3 separate regions of the Homo sapiens genome follow, and regions 1 and 2 are each linked to region 3. The links are chromatin contacts, found by Hi-C or POLR2A ChIA-PET in ENCODE. All regions are on one chromosome and are shown on one strand. The core of a region is the stretch at or near the end of the contact, and the rest is flanking DNA. Distances in the headings are between cores, read along the strand shown.

Region 1 (5,161 bases), core at 17-2,516, 2.0 Mb before region 3:
GCCTTAACCCACAGGACTAAATTCCTGCTCGGGGGATTTCAAGCATACACACACACATTTATTTACGTGGCTCTCCCAGTGGCATACCTGTATTTTGATGGTTATAATGTAAGTAGAGCGAGCATTTATTGAATGTTTACCAAGTACCAAGAATTGTGCTAAGCACTTTTTTTTTTTTTTTTTTTTTGAGACAGAGTCCTGCCTGTTGCCCAAGCTGGAGTGCAGTAGTGTGATCTCAGCTCACTGCAGCCTCTGCCTCCCAGGTTCAAGCAATTCTCTGGCCTCAGCCTCCTGTGTAGCTGGGACTACAGGCATGCACCACCACGCCTGGCTAATTTTGTATTTTTAGTAGAGATGGGGTTTCACCATGTTGGCCAGGATGGTCTCCACCTCCTGACTTCGTGATCCACCTGCCTTGGCCTCCCAAAGTATTGGGATTACAGGCATGAGCCACTGCGCCTGGCTGTGCTAAGCATTTTAAATGAAGAAACTCGTGGCCGGGCTTGGTGGCTCACACCTGTAATCCTAGCACTTTGGGAGGCTGAGGCGGGTGGATTGCCTGAGCTCAGGAGTTCATGACCAGCCTGGGCAACACGGTGAAACCCCGTCTCTACTAAAATAAAAAAACTTAGCTGGGTGTGGTGGTGGGTGCCTGTAATCTCAGTTATCCTGGAGGGTGAGACAGGAGAATCGCTTGAACCTGGGAGGCGGAGGTTGCAGTGAGCCCAGATCACGCCACTGCACTCCAGCCTGGGCGACAGAGTGAGACTCCATCTCAATAAACAAACAAACAAACAAACAAACTCATTTAATCTTTAAATCGTATAAGGTTTGAAGACCTGTAATAGATCTGAGATTTTGCTCTATTTCCAAGCTTCTGGATGCTGGCAGAAGACAGTAGACTTCTGGGTCAGAGGCAAAGGACATTATTACTCATGGCTCAGCCAGCAGCATGAGCATGAGTACATTTGTACAGCTCCCCTGGCCTGAAGTTTCAAGGGGTGCCAGCAAATGGTGGATTGTGCTCTAGGAGAAGAACTCTAAGCTTAAAAAACCTGAATCTTTTATAATGGGCAGTAAGCAGACTGCCCTTTGCTCTGGAGGGAGACATTATTTCTATATTTCTTTTTTTTTTTTTTTTTGAGACGGAGTGTCGCTCTGTTGCCCAGGCTGGAGTGCAGGGGTGCGATCTCGGCTTACTCCAAGCTCCGCCCCCTGGGTTCAAGCGAGTCTCAGGCCTCAGCCTCCCGGGTAGCTGGGATTACAGGCGCACGGCACCATGCCTGGCTAATTTACAGGGTTTCGCCTTGTTGGCCAGACTGGTCTCAAACTCCTGACCTCAGGTCATCCGCCGGCCTCGGCCTCCCAAAGTGCGGGGATTACAGGCGTGAGCCACTTCACCTACCTACAGCTTTCATTTTCAAAACTTCCTTCAATTATGCAATCTGCAGTTACTCAACTTTTTGGTAAACCATACAAGAAGTGCAAAAATGATATATTCATTTCCCTGAGGAAAATTTTGACAATAATTACACATTTGTTTAACCAAGTCAAAGACACTGAGTTGAAAAACTGCCGATTTTGTTATTTTTTACTAGAACTATAACATAGGCTTAGTATATACCGTCACAATTCTACTTTAAATAAGTAGAATTTACATGTTAGCATGCTGAGCAGTTTTTAGACCACTTTGGGCTCACAAAGAGTGACATGGATTTTTTTTTCTCTTTTTATTACAATTTTTTTTTTTTGAGACATAGTCTTGCTCTGTCGTCTAGGCTGGAGTGCAGTGGCGCGATCTCGGCTCATTGCAAGCTCCACCTCCTGGGTTCACGCCATTCTCCTGCCTCAGCCTCCCGAGTAGCTGGGATACAGGCGCCCGCCACCACGACCAGCTAATTTTTTGTACGTTTTTTTTTAGTAGAGACGGAGTTTCACGGTGTTAGCCAGGATGGTCCTGATCACCTGACCTCGTGATCCGCCCGCCTCGGCCTCCCAAAGTGCTGGGATTACAGGCGTGTGAGCCACCGCGCCCGGCCTTTATTACAATTTTTATTGAGATAATTTTGATATGCAGTTGTAAGAAACAATACAAAAAGGTCCCTTGTACACTTTGCCCAGTATCCTCCAATGCTACCATTTTGCTAAACTATGGTATATTGCAACTAAGATATTGACATCAATACAATCCACTGACATTATTTGTATTTCAACAATTTTACTTTTATTCGTTTGTGTTTGTATTAAGCTCTACACAATTTTATCACCCATGTAGATTCGTGTATCAACCAATACGATCAAGATATTGAACAGTTCTTGCCCTTTTATAACCACACCTACTTTCCTCCGGATCCCCCATCCCAATACGACCCGTGGCAACCACTAATCTGCTGTGTATCTCTGTAAGTTTGTCATTTTATGTAAATGGAATCTATAGCCTGTAATCTTTTGGAATGGGCTTTCTTTTTCACCCAGCAAAATTCCCTGGACATACATCCAACTTGTGTGTATCAATTGTTTCCTCCTTTTGATTACAGAGTAGTATTTCATGGTATGTATGCGCCACAGTTTATTTAACCATTCACCTGTTGAAGGACATTGATGCTGATTACTTTTTTTGCTGTTACAAATACAGCCACTAGGAGCATTCATGTTTTTGTGTGACTGTGTTTTCTTTTCTCTGGCATAAATGTCCAGGAGTGCAATTGCTGGGTTAGATTTTAGTTGCATATTTTCATTAGTGTTTACATGTACTGTAAGTGTGGGAGTATGTGTGAGAAATATCATAAAATTTTATCCCATGTGTAGATTAAAAACTTTTTAAAAATATAATATCAACTTTTATTTTAGATTTAAGGGGTATGTGTGCAGGTTTGTTACATGAGTTTATTACATGACACTGAGGTTTGAGGTATGAAAGACCCCATCACCCAGGATCTTTAACTTCTACTCTTATTACTTCCACTGCCTATTGGGTACTGAGCATAGTACCCAATAGGTAGTGTTTCAGCCCCTGTCCTCCTTCCTCTCTCCTGCTTCTAGTAGTCCCCAGTGTCTGTTTTTCTCTCTCTTCTTTTTTTTGACACGGAGTTTCGCTCTTGTTGCCCAGGCTGGAGTTCAATGGCATGATCTTAGCTCACTGCAATCTCTGCCTCCTGGGTTCAAGCATTCTCCTAGCTCAGCCTCCCAAGTAGCTGGGATTACAGGCATGTGCCACCACACCAGACTAATTTTTGTACTTTTAGTAGAGACGGGGGTTTCCCCATGTTGGCAAGGCTGGTCTCGAACTCCTGACCTCACGTGACCTGTCTGCCCTGGCCTCCCAAAGTGCTGGGATTACAGGCATGAGCCACTGCACCCAGCCCTGTTGTTCTCATCTTTATGTCCCTGTGTATCCAATGTTTAGTTCCTGCTTGTAAGTGAGAACATGATGCAGTATTTGGTTTCCTGTTCCTTTGCTAATTTGCTTAGCATAATGGCCTGTAGCTACATCCATGTTGCTGTAAAGGACATGGTTTTGTTCTTTTTATGGCTGCATAGTATTCCATGGTGTATATGTACCACATTTTCTTTATCCAATCCATTGTTGATGGGTACCTAGTTGATTCCATGTCTTTTCTGTTCTGAATAGTGCTATGATTAATGTATGAGTGCATGTGTCTTCTTCATAGAATGATTTTTTTTTCTTTGAGCATATAATCTCATTGCTGGGTTGAGTAGTGGTTCTGTTTTAAGTTCTTTGAGAAATAAAACTGCTTTCCACAGTGGCTGAACTCTTTTACATTCCCACCAATAGCATGTAAGTGCTTCTTTTTCTCTCCAGCCTCGCCAGCATCTGTTATTTTCTGGCTTTTACAAGCCATTCTGTCATGGGTCAGATGATATATCTTTTTTTTTTTTTGAGAGGAACCCTCACTCGGTTGCCCAAGTTGGAGTGCAGTGGCACGATCTCTGCTCACTGCAACCTCCGCCTCCCGGGTACAAGTGATTCTTCCGCCTCAGCCTCCCAAGAAGCTGGGACTACAGATGCGAGTCACCACACCCAGATAATTTTTTGTATTTTTAGTAGAGACAGGGTTTCACCATGTTGGCCAAGCTGGTCTCAAACTCCTGACCTCATGATCTGTCTGCTGTGGCCTCCCAAAGTGCTGGGATTACAGGCGGGAGCCACCGTGCCCAGCTGAGATGATATCTCATTGTGGTTTTGATTTGCATTTCTCTGATGATTAGTGATGTTGAATGTTTTTTCATATGTTTGTTGGCTTCTTGGATGTCTTTTGAAAAGTTTCTGTTTATGTCTTTTGCCCACTTTTTAATGGTGTTACGTGGTTTTTGCTTGTTGAGTTGTTTAAGTTCCTTATAGATTCTGCATACTAAACCTTTGTTGGCTGCATAGTTTGCAACTATTTTCTCTCATTCTGTAGGTTGTCTGTTTACTCTGTTGGCAGTTTCCCTTGCTGTGATACAGACGTGTATATGGCAAATCTAAATAGCTTAATCCGATCAGTTGTTATACTAAGATACTTTATGCTTTGTTCTCCAACTCCAAATTGGCTCCTTAACCAAGCGGAAATGCTATGAAAGGTAGAATATAAGAAGACTAAGAGCAGTGAACGCCCCGGACCTGATTTGCCAATAGTGAGCTGTGTAAGCTTAAGCCAGATGCTTACTTTTAGCTTCAGTTTCTTGGTCTCTTAATAGGGCTGAAAACATGATATATATATTTTTTCTACTAGTGCTAATTGGAATATGATTCTGATCTAGTGAATTCTATTGAGAAGCCAGTACTTAGAGCCAAGTTGTACACTCTTTATGTTTGTATTTACTTTAGTCAGACAGACCTGGGTTTGCATCCTAACTCTGCTGGTTGTGTGACTTTAGGGGAAGCTGCTTAACCTCTTTGAGGTTCTGTAAAATTAATATGACAACACTCTCTTTTCCATAAATATTTCTACACACTCAAGTCTCTTGAATTAAAAAAACAAAGAACAAAAAACCCTATTTTGACCTCACGTTTCTGTTCTTTTATCAACACCTCTCTCTTTTTTTTTTTTGAGACAGTCTCGCTCTTTCGCCCAGGCTGGAGTGAAGTGGCGTGATCTTGGCTCACTGCAACCTCCCCGCTCACCCCGCCCCAGGGTTCAAGCAATCCTCCTGCTTC
Region 2 (5,031 bases), core at 2,168-4,667, 2.1 Mb before region 3:
CACCTGTAATCCCAGCACTTTGGGAGGCCAAGGCAGGGAGATCACATGAGGCCAGGAGTTTAAGACCTGCCTGAACAACGTGGCAAAACCCCGTCTCGACTAAAAATACAAAAATTAGCCAGGCGTGGTAGTGCACATATGTTAATTCCAGCTACTTGGGAGGCTGCAGCACGATAATTGCTTGAACTGGGGAGGCGGAGGTTGCACTGAGCCAAGATTGCACCACTGCACTCCAGCTTGGGCAACAGAGCGAGAGACTGTCTCAAAAAAAAAAAAAAAAAAAAGTTTAGCAAGCACTTTCATAACTATCTTATACTCTATCTTCTATCAGAGAAGCCAATTTTCTTTTCATTATTACTTTACTATGGCACTGCCCTTAAATAAAGGAGTCAGAGATTTTTTCAAAAAAAAATTAAAAGCTGTGCTAGCTCTTTCAATATAATGTATCTTCTAGATCAGAGAGTTCTAAGTCTGGAGTTCTTTTGTCAGCTGATCTGGCAAACATCCAACAAACACGGTGTTACTATTTTCTCCTAGAAGATACCTTCAACCCCAAATCACAAACATACCCACTGTGGTTCTTTAGCAATGTGAATCAGAAACAGAAAAAAAAAATTACTGAACAAATATCTTTAGTTACTTTATCACAGTGTTTTTCAAACTGCAGGATATTACTCATTAATGGATTGTGAATTCAACTTAGCAGATCATGATCAGCACTTTGTTATTTAAAATAAGAGCGGAGGCTGGCATAGTGGCTCATGCCTGTAATCCCAGCACTTTGTGAGGCCGAGGCAGGGGATCACCTGAGGTCAGGAGTTCGAGGCTAGCCTGGCCAACATGGTGAAACCCTGTCTCTACTAAAAATACAAAAATTAGCTGAGTGTGGTGGTACATGCCTGTAATTTCAGCTACTTGGGAGGCTGAGTCAGGAGAATTGCTTGAACCCAGGAGACGGAGGTTGCAGTGAGCCGCCAAGATTGCACCACCACACTCCAGCCTGGGAGACAGAGCAAGACTCTCAAAAAAAATTTAAAAATAAATACATAAATAAAAATAGGGGATAAATAATAGTAGAAAGTATCAGACTGCATACTATATAGCAAGGATAAATATTGTTTTGTGAAACTTCTGTAGGAAGAAGTAAAAAAGTTTATGAAAGCTGTTCTTAACATGCCTCTTCATACTAGACAAAGGAACCTACAACAAATCGACCACTTTATTCAAAGTGGCCAAGTGATCTATTAAGGTGAGAAAGATAGGGGCCCATAGTATGAGACAAGATTACTAAAGAAAGCAAGTGTCTGGTTTTCTTCACTTGACCCATATTATTCCAAAATATTTATTTTAAATAAAAATCATCTAATTACAGGCCAAATGGAAAATGCCACATAAATCCACGCAAAATAAAACAATCTGACTGTAAGCCAGTATAGTAGTAAAATATATCATATAACCCAGATATCAATGTTAACCAACAATCAACTCTTGGTGCTATGAATATGCATTTTCAGTAGCTTGAATTAGAGAAATTAGAGGTGAACAAGCTCCAAAGTCTCTAAACATGCCGATACAGAGCAACAGTCATGATAATTAAAATTAAGTCATGAATCCAGTGAACTGCAAAGAACTTGGCAGCAATTAGGTGCCAAGGTAGTCAATCAGGACAATGAGTCAAACCAAAAGTAATCAAGCCTTTATTCACTTACTGTGACAGTGCAAGCAAGTGGTAAAAAGAGGCACTGGCTCCCCAGTGGTCTACTAAATACAAGGACACTGGGTGAGGGTCAGTTGATGCAGTGCATATGAGGTAATCCTCTCACTGAAAGGAGCCCCTAACAAAAATCTCCTGCCTCTTATGGAACTTCAGAATAGGAAAGGGAGGGGAAGGTCTAGGAGTGAAAGAAGCTGGGTCAAAAATGGAGAAAAGTGTCTTAGCCACGGTCCTTCCTAGGAGGGCCTCCAAATGGAGGTACCCAGGCTAGGAAAGAAGTTATGGGATTTGCATATCTAGCAGGAGGGGCAGGGCAAGTCCTTGACTGCAACCCCCTCCAGAAAACTGCAATGCACCGGCCCATATCGAGTATGGTGTGGGAGGACAGCTTGGCCCTTGAGGCCAGTCAGGCAAAGCCTGGTAATTGTCCAATGTCAGGACTGAATGATCACACAGGATTTTGGTATAAAGCCAGATTCAATTCCTTTTGTATGTTTCTTCTTCCCTTTAATAAATGCTTTCGTGGAACACGCCTAAAAGAAAAAAATCACACACCACAACTACCTCTGATTAAAACAGGGATTGGCTACCTACAGCTCCTGTACCAAAAAGGAGCTACGGTTAATCATCCATTGTTAGCACTAAGATTGGATAACTGTTGTCACTTGCCTCCCACCACGTGGAAAAGCACTTACTGGGAGCCCTAGATTGTTAGAACCATTAGTGGCAAGTGGTGATCCTATCTCCTGTTTATGAGAGTCAGGTTAGGGATCCTCACCTCACGCACTCATGGAGCTCCAAATCCCATTTCAACCGATTTTTGTTGATAACATAAAAATAAAAAAGACTGTAATTTTTCTTATCTTAAACTGAAATAAAAGAATAGTAGATCTGCTCAGTGGTTCAATCCAGAATTTATCCTGACAAGAACAAGATACTCTACGTGAAGACTGTAAAAACTGTAAAAACTGACCTCAATAATATCCAATGTTGCCTCAAGGCTGAAAGCCTGTTGATTTTCTTGTCTTGACTAGTACCATTAAAACGATGTGAGGATTTCACGAAAGTAAGCGAACAAGAAATGAAAGACCTAAGAGAAACACACACAACTTTCAGTTGGGGAATAATCTCCGGCGGCTGCTTCTGCCCCACTCGCCCCGGGCCCATTCTCTTGGCCTTGAACCCTCACCTCTCCCTCCCAGTGGACTACACTGGACAAAGGACACTGACACACAGTCCTCGTTCTAAAGGCCCACAACCAATAATAAGCACGTAATGGTCGAGCCGAGTCCAGAAACCACAAAATCCCACGCCAGGAAAGGAAGGGTAAGGGTAAAAACTGCTTTGGCTGCAGCCAGGATGAAAACGCCACATGTGATACAACCCACAGCAACAACAAAAAAAAATCCCTCTACGCCTTCCTCTCAAATTTCTGCTCCGCGTGAGACGCACTCAATAGGTGGGGAAGTGAGAAAGCAAAAGGAGCTCAGGAACTGAGGTTGTGGAGCCCCCGTTCTTGGGTCCCCAGGCACCTTGGCGGTATTGAGGCAGGTCCGACCCTCCCTGGGGGTCGCTCCACTTCTCAGTCGGGTTTCTGAAGTCCTCCTCACGCATCTGGAGCTGGCGAGGGCCCGGGAGGCACGCACCTCAGGCCCAGGTGCCGCGAAGGCAGCGCGCGCACGTCCGCAGGGCCGGCGCGGCAACGGGCTGAGCGCGCAGGCGCGGCGCTCTGGCGCGCCCAGGGACACAGTCCGGCTGGAAACAAGCTCCCCCCAATTTCAGGGCCGTTGTCGCCTCCGGGCGGTCCGCGGGTCCCGAGCGGACTGGGACTCTGGAGACGTGCCCCCAACCCCACCGCCATTCACCCTGTCATTGCAGGGGAGAGAACAGAATAAAGACGGGTACATTTTCCATCTCACCTCTGAACCTCGGTTAGGAAAACGCTGTAGCCCTGACTAGTGGGCTCAAGGGCCGACTGGAAAAGGGCGAGTCAGCGTTCAAAGCCGATTCGGGGCAGCCCTCTCTAACGCAGAGGGCCGAGGATAAGAAGACGACAATGTGTTAGGGGCCCTCCGGGCTAGGACTGTCCTCACCACTTTGTACATTGCCAAAGTAAATATAACGTAGAGGTCAAGCGCAGGCGCTTTGTGGGCAGACATGACTGAGCTCCACTCGCGACTCCTCTAATGGCGTGCCAGCTGCGGACCTCATTAGCCCCGCCTCAATCATTCAGTATGTTTTGGTTGTCTACAGTGTACGAAGCCCTGTTCTCACAATTAGATAAAATGAGTGTGAAGTGCTCAACATAATTCCTAGTGTAGTAGGCCTTCAAAGAACTATTATCATTATTAATTACTCATATAGAATACAACTTTATGAAATGATAGGATCCCATTTTAAGATGAGGAAAATGAGGCTATCAGAGACGTTAAGGAACTTAATGTCACACAGTTAATAAACGATAGAGGTGCGATTTGAACACAGGTTGTCTAATACCAGACCTGCATTTATAACTGCTGCTTCCCAAGTTATAGATATTTCAGCATTTTATGTAGTCACAATTGAAGACCAAATATTTAGTTACAGACTAAGTTGGCATGTTATTACTGAATAAGATGCTAAGGTATCTACTAAAGATTTTAAGTGCAAAAGGCATTAGAGAAGAATTTACTGTGGATTTTTTGCAGGTTCTGATTGTAATTGTATCACCTTGAGAAAGGAGGAAATGAAAGCAGATTATCAGGCATACTTTTTTAACTCTAAGCAACTTTTTGCATTACTTTCTAAGGACCATCAGCAACAAAAATCAATGGTTTCTAATGTTGATATATTTTCCTCTACCAAAAAAATTAAAGCAGCTGAGCCAACAAAAATTCTCTGTTTTGGATGTGTTAGCATGAGGAAATGGCGAATAGGAAATGAGCTTTTGCTTCTCATGTAGGAACCCTGAAGGAGTCAGATTTGGGAGGGGTTGAAGTCTGCTTCCAACAGAAGCAGGGGTGGAGAAGGGAAAGGAAAGACTTCTGGTGTCCTAAATGCTAGTCCCAAAGTGGGGATGCTGTTTGTCCGGATAACCCTTGTAAATCTGCTCCATTCTGCAGCTACTCCTGGGAAACTTAACTCAGCCAAATAATGCAAACAATTGCATCCATCATCAGCCACATCAGCCTTAGGAGATACATCCATATCATGAGAAAACACTACCTGAAATTGGGGACCACTGGAGGGTGAGATTCGTTCTTTATCCATTACCTGCAAAACAAATTGGCCTTTGCATGGAGAGTCTGAATATATATTGAGTGTGAAAGCAGTTAGGA
Region 3 (4,483 bases), core at 615-3,114:
TGGAGTTAGTGTGAGGAGGAAGCCCCGGATCCCACCCCTAACCCCCCTTCGCCTCCTCTGAGGATCCAATAAATCAAAAGGCGAAATGAAACAAAATAAAGAGAAGAAAAACGCTAATAATCAGCACGAGAACGCCGAGGACTAGGAAAGACTAGGGCCAGTGCCTCCCCGGGGGCAGGGAGCGGAGGGTGGGGGGGCGAATAACGTGAAAGTTACCAGAAACATTATTTAGCAGCGGATTCCCTGCGTCCTTGTCAATTTCAGAGACAAAACAAGCAGCCCAGGCTAGTAGTCTAGGCGGCGGCGCAGCGGCTGCGGCAGCGCGGCCCCAGCGGCGGCCCCGGCGGCGGCTCCTACGCAGCCCGTGCCCGCCCCGAGCCGCGCGAGCCACGGCGGCAGCGGCGCAGCAGCGGCAGCAGGAGAACCGGGGGAATCGCGCTGCTGGGGTAAAAGCTGGAGCGAGGCGAAAGCGTGTAACGATTGCACACGCACACACACACACCACTCACACGCACTCGCCGCCCGCCCGCTCGCACAGCGCTGGAACACGCGCGCCCAGACACGCACACACGCACGCACACACACTCGCACACACGCAGAGGCACGGGAGGGAAAGAAGCCGATGAATAATTTTGCTATTTTTTAAAATACTGGCCGCCATCATCAAGCAGCGAGCAGCAGCAGAAGCGTTGAAGGGAGAGGAGGCATCGGGACAGGCCCCTCTTAGGAGAGGATTTATATCTAGGTAAGTGTTGGAGATTTAAACCTACCCTTTGCGCCATCAGTCTGCGCTCCAATAAACTCCTGGATGTGTCGTATATTTAATATCCCAGTCCGGATAAGAAAGTGATCTAGGCTGAAGATTCCTTTTTTTTTTTTCCAAACCAAAGAGACTTCTCCCAATTCTCCAATATGCTATTTTTTAGGGGGGAAAAAAAGCCCAGTCTAGACAACGAAGAATTTTTTTTTCTGTGATATTTCTTCTTTTTCTCTTTTTTCCTCTTCTTCCTCCTCCTCCTGATCTTCCTCCTCCTCCTCCACCTCCTCCTCCTCCCCCCTCCCCTCCTCCTCCTCTTCGGTCCTCCTTTCCCCCTCTTTCTCTTCTCTTCCCCTCAGTTGGAAAAAAAAAGAAAGAAAAGAAAAAGAAGAAAAAGAAGAAAAAAATTGTCAAGCCCCCGAACTGAAGGTTACGAGCGGCCCGTCAGCAGCCCACATGTAACCGAACTGTCGTGTTTCATGGCTTTTTGCCACTCCAGCTGTCAATCAAAGCCCGGAATGTCAAGGTAGTGAATGAATGATGGTTGATGATGATGAAGAGGAGGAATCTTTCAGACCCGTTTTTTTCTTCCAGTAAAACTCCGCGAGGGGTTTCTGCTTCTTGAATTTTTTCCTCCCCCCTCCCCCCTTTTTTAGCTTTGCCCCCGCGGTATCTATAATACGATCCTCTCTCTTTAAAGTATTGTTCAAAGAAAGCAGTGAGAAAAATCAAGAAAAAAAAATGAATAGTTTGCAAAAATTGGACTTCCTCCCCCCCTTTCCTGGTAGGTATTTTGTCTCTCCCTCTCTCTCTTTCTCGCTCGCTCGCTCGCTCTCACTCGCGCTCGCTCTCTCGCGCTCGCTCTCTCTCGCTCTCTTTCTCTCTCTGGGAGATGAGTGAGTGTCAGTAGGTGTTGGCAGGTTGGCTGCTGCCTGGCTTATTGAAGAGCCTCAGTTTGGCGGCGCGGGTCGGCGGCGGGAGAACGAAATGACGGAACCCGGAAGTCGTGGTGGCCATAGCCCGTCGTACGGCGGAGACACATCCCGGGAGTGGGGAGCGGGAGCGAGGAGGAGCGCGCCGCGCCGAGCCTCTGATATGCAACGAGTGCGATCGGACAGCCCCGGCTGGGGGGGTGGGGGAGGCGGGGGGGCGGGAGGGGGAGGGGAGGCTCGAGCCGGGCGGACCCGAGCAAATCAGCAAGCCTGCTCCTCCACGGGGATGGGGGACGGCGGGGGGGAGGAAAAGGAGAGTGTGTCTGTGTGTGTGAGTGTGTGTGTATGTGTGTGCGTGCGCGCGTGTGTGTTGCGCGCGCGCGCGCGCGAACAGGGAGAGAGGGAGAGGGGGAGAGAGAAGAGGACAGGGAGAGCGCAGAGAGGAAAACTGCAGAAAACCACAGGGAAAGTACGGTACCGCCTCAGATCTTTTCATTTAAAAAAAAAAAAAAACTTACTTCTAGTTCATTTTCCCATCACTCCCGGCTCCTGCCTAACTGGGTCTTGCCGGGGACGTTTGGCATGGCGCTCTAGCTTTTGTTCCTTTTAATTCCGCGGCCTCCCTCTCCTCTGCCCGCCGATTACAGCACCCCGAAGGCTTCCTGCTAACGTCCAAGGGCAGCAAGCTCTGCAGACGGTACCACTGCCGGGCTAAATTTTTTATTAAGTGGCACTTTCTTTTCTGCGCAGATCCAGCAACCTTGTCAATACTCATTTTTTTCCAGGACCAGAAGAGACCAGCTTAACTCAGAGCACACTCCCTCCAAGCGGTGCGGACAAGGGGCCACCCCGAGAGTCTTTGGGGGCCGCGGCGGAATCGGGAGGGAGGAAGTGAGGAGGCAGTCATCTGGGTCCGATGTAGCCAAAGGCGTGTGTGTGTGTGTGTGTGTGTGTGTGTGTGTGTGTGTGTGCGCGCGCGCGCCCGCGCGCCCGTGCGCGCGCGCGACTAGTGTGCGTCTCCAAAGTGGATCTCACTCAGAGCTGGGAAGCACAGGAGGAAAAGACGGAGAGAGTGGGGGAGAAAGAAGTTGCCGGGCGAGGAGGAGTGGCCGGCGCTCACAGCCCAGCTTTGTTGTGGTCGCCCGAGGCGCAGCGGCGGGCCGCGGTAACGCCTGCTAATGGCTGTGTTAATTACACAGGGGCGATTTCGCGGGGTCAGGGAGATGGGGCCAGCTCCGAAAGAACTTTTCCAAAAAGGAAAAGGAAACGAAGGGAACTACCCCACACCGTTTGGGTGGAAACTAGTTGTGGCCGGTGCCCTGTCCTCCCTGGCCCGAGCTGCACCAGGCTTCACCTCTGCGCGGCTGGTTTCCCGGCGGCCGCGCGTCAATCACTACGAGCCCGGAGTTGGGGGCGGAGCCACGGTCACCCCGCGCAAGCCTTGCCGCCCAGCAGCCCCCATGCCCCTCGGCCCCTTGTGGCGCGGCCGGGCGGACAGGCGCTGGAAGCGCGTCCTCTCCCCAACTTCTCGCTCTCGCCCTCCCAGTCCCTGGCCCAGAGAGTGGAAAGCGGACTGTTGTTCTCCAACAGCCGCATCCCTCCCCAACTTTGAACCCATTCTGAGAAGTGGAGAGTAGTGTCTTCCGCGAGCCGCGTCTAACCGACTTTCCCGCGGAGGGAGGGTGGGATGGGGGAGGTTGATTAGAGAGAATAAAGTACTCTGTGTGTGTGTTGTGTGTGAGAGAGAGAGAGAGAGAGCGAGAGAGAGCGGGGAGGAGGGCGGGTGGGAGGGCTCTTTTTTTTGGCCCCCGTTCCATGTTCCCTGCTTCACTGTAAGCTTTCGAGCAACAGAAACTAGGCTAAGATTGCAGCCTGCAGAGACTCCAAGCGGAGTCGGAGAAATTTGGCCTCGTTTTAATAGGGCTGAGGAATGAACTCCGGAGGTCAATAAAGCCCTCCAAAAATGATGAATGATTGAGCACCTGTGATGATGATAGTGATTACCAGAGCAATTAAACAGTTTGATTAAATGAGCCATCATAACAATGATGTCTGCGGGAAATCGGCCCTCACATATAAAGAAAGATAGTGCGAAGGGGCTGGCAGAGGCGCGGATAGCGCGACGCCAGGGAGAGGGGCTGCGGGCCGCGAGGTTTCTGCCCAATGGCCCGAGCAGGGACGGCCAGACTCACGGAGCTTCAGGGAGGAGAGTGTAGCCCAGGTTTTCAGCCACTCTTTTTTGCCGGGCTTCAAGCCTGCTAGAGCCGACGGGTAGGAAATCTGAAGGTTGGGGGGAGGGTACTTCCTCCACGTCCTCTTTTTTTTCCTAGAAGAACTCCAAGATTAAAAGTATCCTTATTTGTTGCTGAGTTGCTCGTCGACATTTAAGAGAAGGTGAGTAAAAAAGAAAAGAAGATGAAAGAGAAAAGAAAAAGTTGGTCTCCAGAATTTTATTTCAATCGACAGTTACGCGAATTCAGTTTAGCCGGGACCGGGAGGTTTGAGAGTGCGGCGGGGTGGGGAGGGGAAAAAAACAAAAACGCTGCGGAGCGTTTTCGACTTTGCAAAGCTGTTGATGTTGGTGGGTCCAAGTTCCCGGTGCAGCGCCGCTGGCTGAGAAATTTGTACTCAGTTTTTACTCTTCTAATTATTCTTAAATTCAATTTAAGAATTTAAGTTTATCGTCGCCAATAGGATTATTGTTGTTTTAAATGTCTTGTTCAATAAGTGCCAGTTACGTTTCTTTTTAAAAGAAATTCCTCAGTGTCCTTGATAAACCTTTTTTTGTAAAGAT

What was found. Hi-C counts contacts between places; a loop is a spot of excess contacts on that map. ChIA-PET counts read pairs that join two places held with the same protein, here RNA polymerase II (POLR2A). Pooled maps may share reads with other maps.
Region 1: a map with no recorded cell type shows a loop between it and region 3 (5-fold over the local background). The contact joins the enhancer-like site here to the promoter of MEIS2 in region 3. A Hi-C loop is called at or near these places in 3 of 37 single-sample maps with no recorded cell type and 5 of 50 pooled maps. POLR2A ChIA-PET finds 5 or more read pairs at or near these places in 1 of 52 experiments (WTC11).
Region 2: a loop to region 3 is called in a map of endothelial cell of umbilical vein, with 6 times the contacts of the local background. The contact joins the promoter of ZNF770 here to the promoter of MEIS2 in region 3. A Hi-C loop is called at or near these places in 1 of 168 maps with a recorded cell type or tissue (endothelial cell of umbilical vein), 1 of 37 single-sample maps with no recorded cell type and 18 of 50 pooled maps. POLR2A ChIA-PET finds 5 or more read pairs at or near these places in 3 of 52 experiments (AG04449, MCF 10A and PC-9).

The regions. Positions count from the first base shown.
Region 1 is chr15:35,069,950-35,075,110 of GRCh38, forward strand. No RefSeq gene overlaps it. Among named protein-coding and RNA genes, the nearest start is that of NANOGP8, 13 kb to the right of the region's middle. Within about 2 kb of position 1,267, at least 2 of the 41 ENCODE cell types and tissues checked have a DNase peak (open chromatin) inside an H3K27ac peak, as active enhancers do.
Region 2 is chr15:34,984,870-34,989,900 of GRCh38, forward strand. It overlaps ZNF770 (zinc finger protein 770), which reads right to left and starts at 3,418. Exons shown (of 3, transcript NM_014106.4): 1 at 3,247-3,418; 2 at 2,688-2,804. LOC105370764 (a long non-coding RNA gene) reads left to right here and starts at 3,489. Exons shown (of 5, transcript NR_188212.1): 1 at 3,489-3,615; 2 at 4,816-4,941. RefSeq lists enhancers at 281-933, 1,917-1,976, 2,057-2,106, 3,513-3,602.
Region 3 is chr15:37,098,685-37,103,167 of GRCh38, forward strand. MEIS2 (Meis homeobox 2) reads right to left here and starts at 1,865. Exons shown (of 12, transcript NM_170675.5): 1 at 771-1,865. The coding sequence starts at 782. It overlaps LOC124903465 (a long non-coding RNA gene), which reads left to right and starts at 564. Exons shown (of 2, transcript XR_007064581.1): 1 at 564-745; 2 at 1,117-4,483. RefSeq lists silencers at 237-436, 587-646, 3,096-3,235 and enhancers at 1,706-1,865, 2,116-2,395.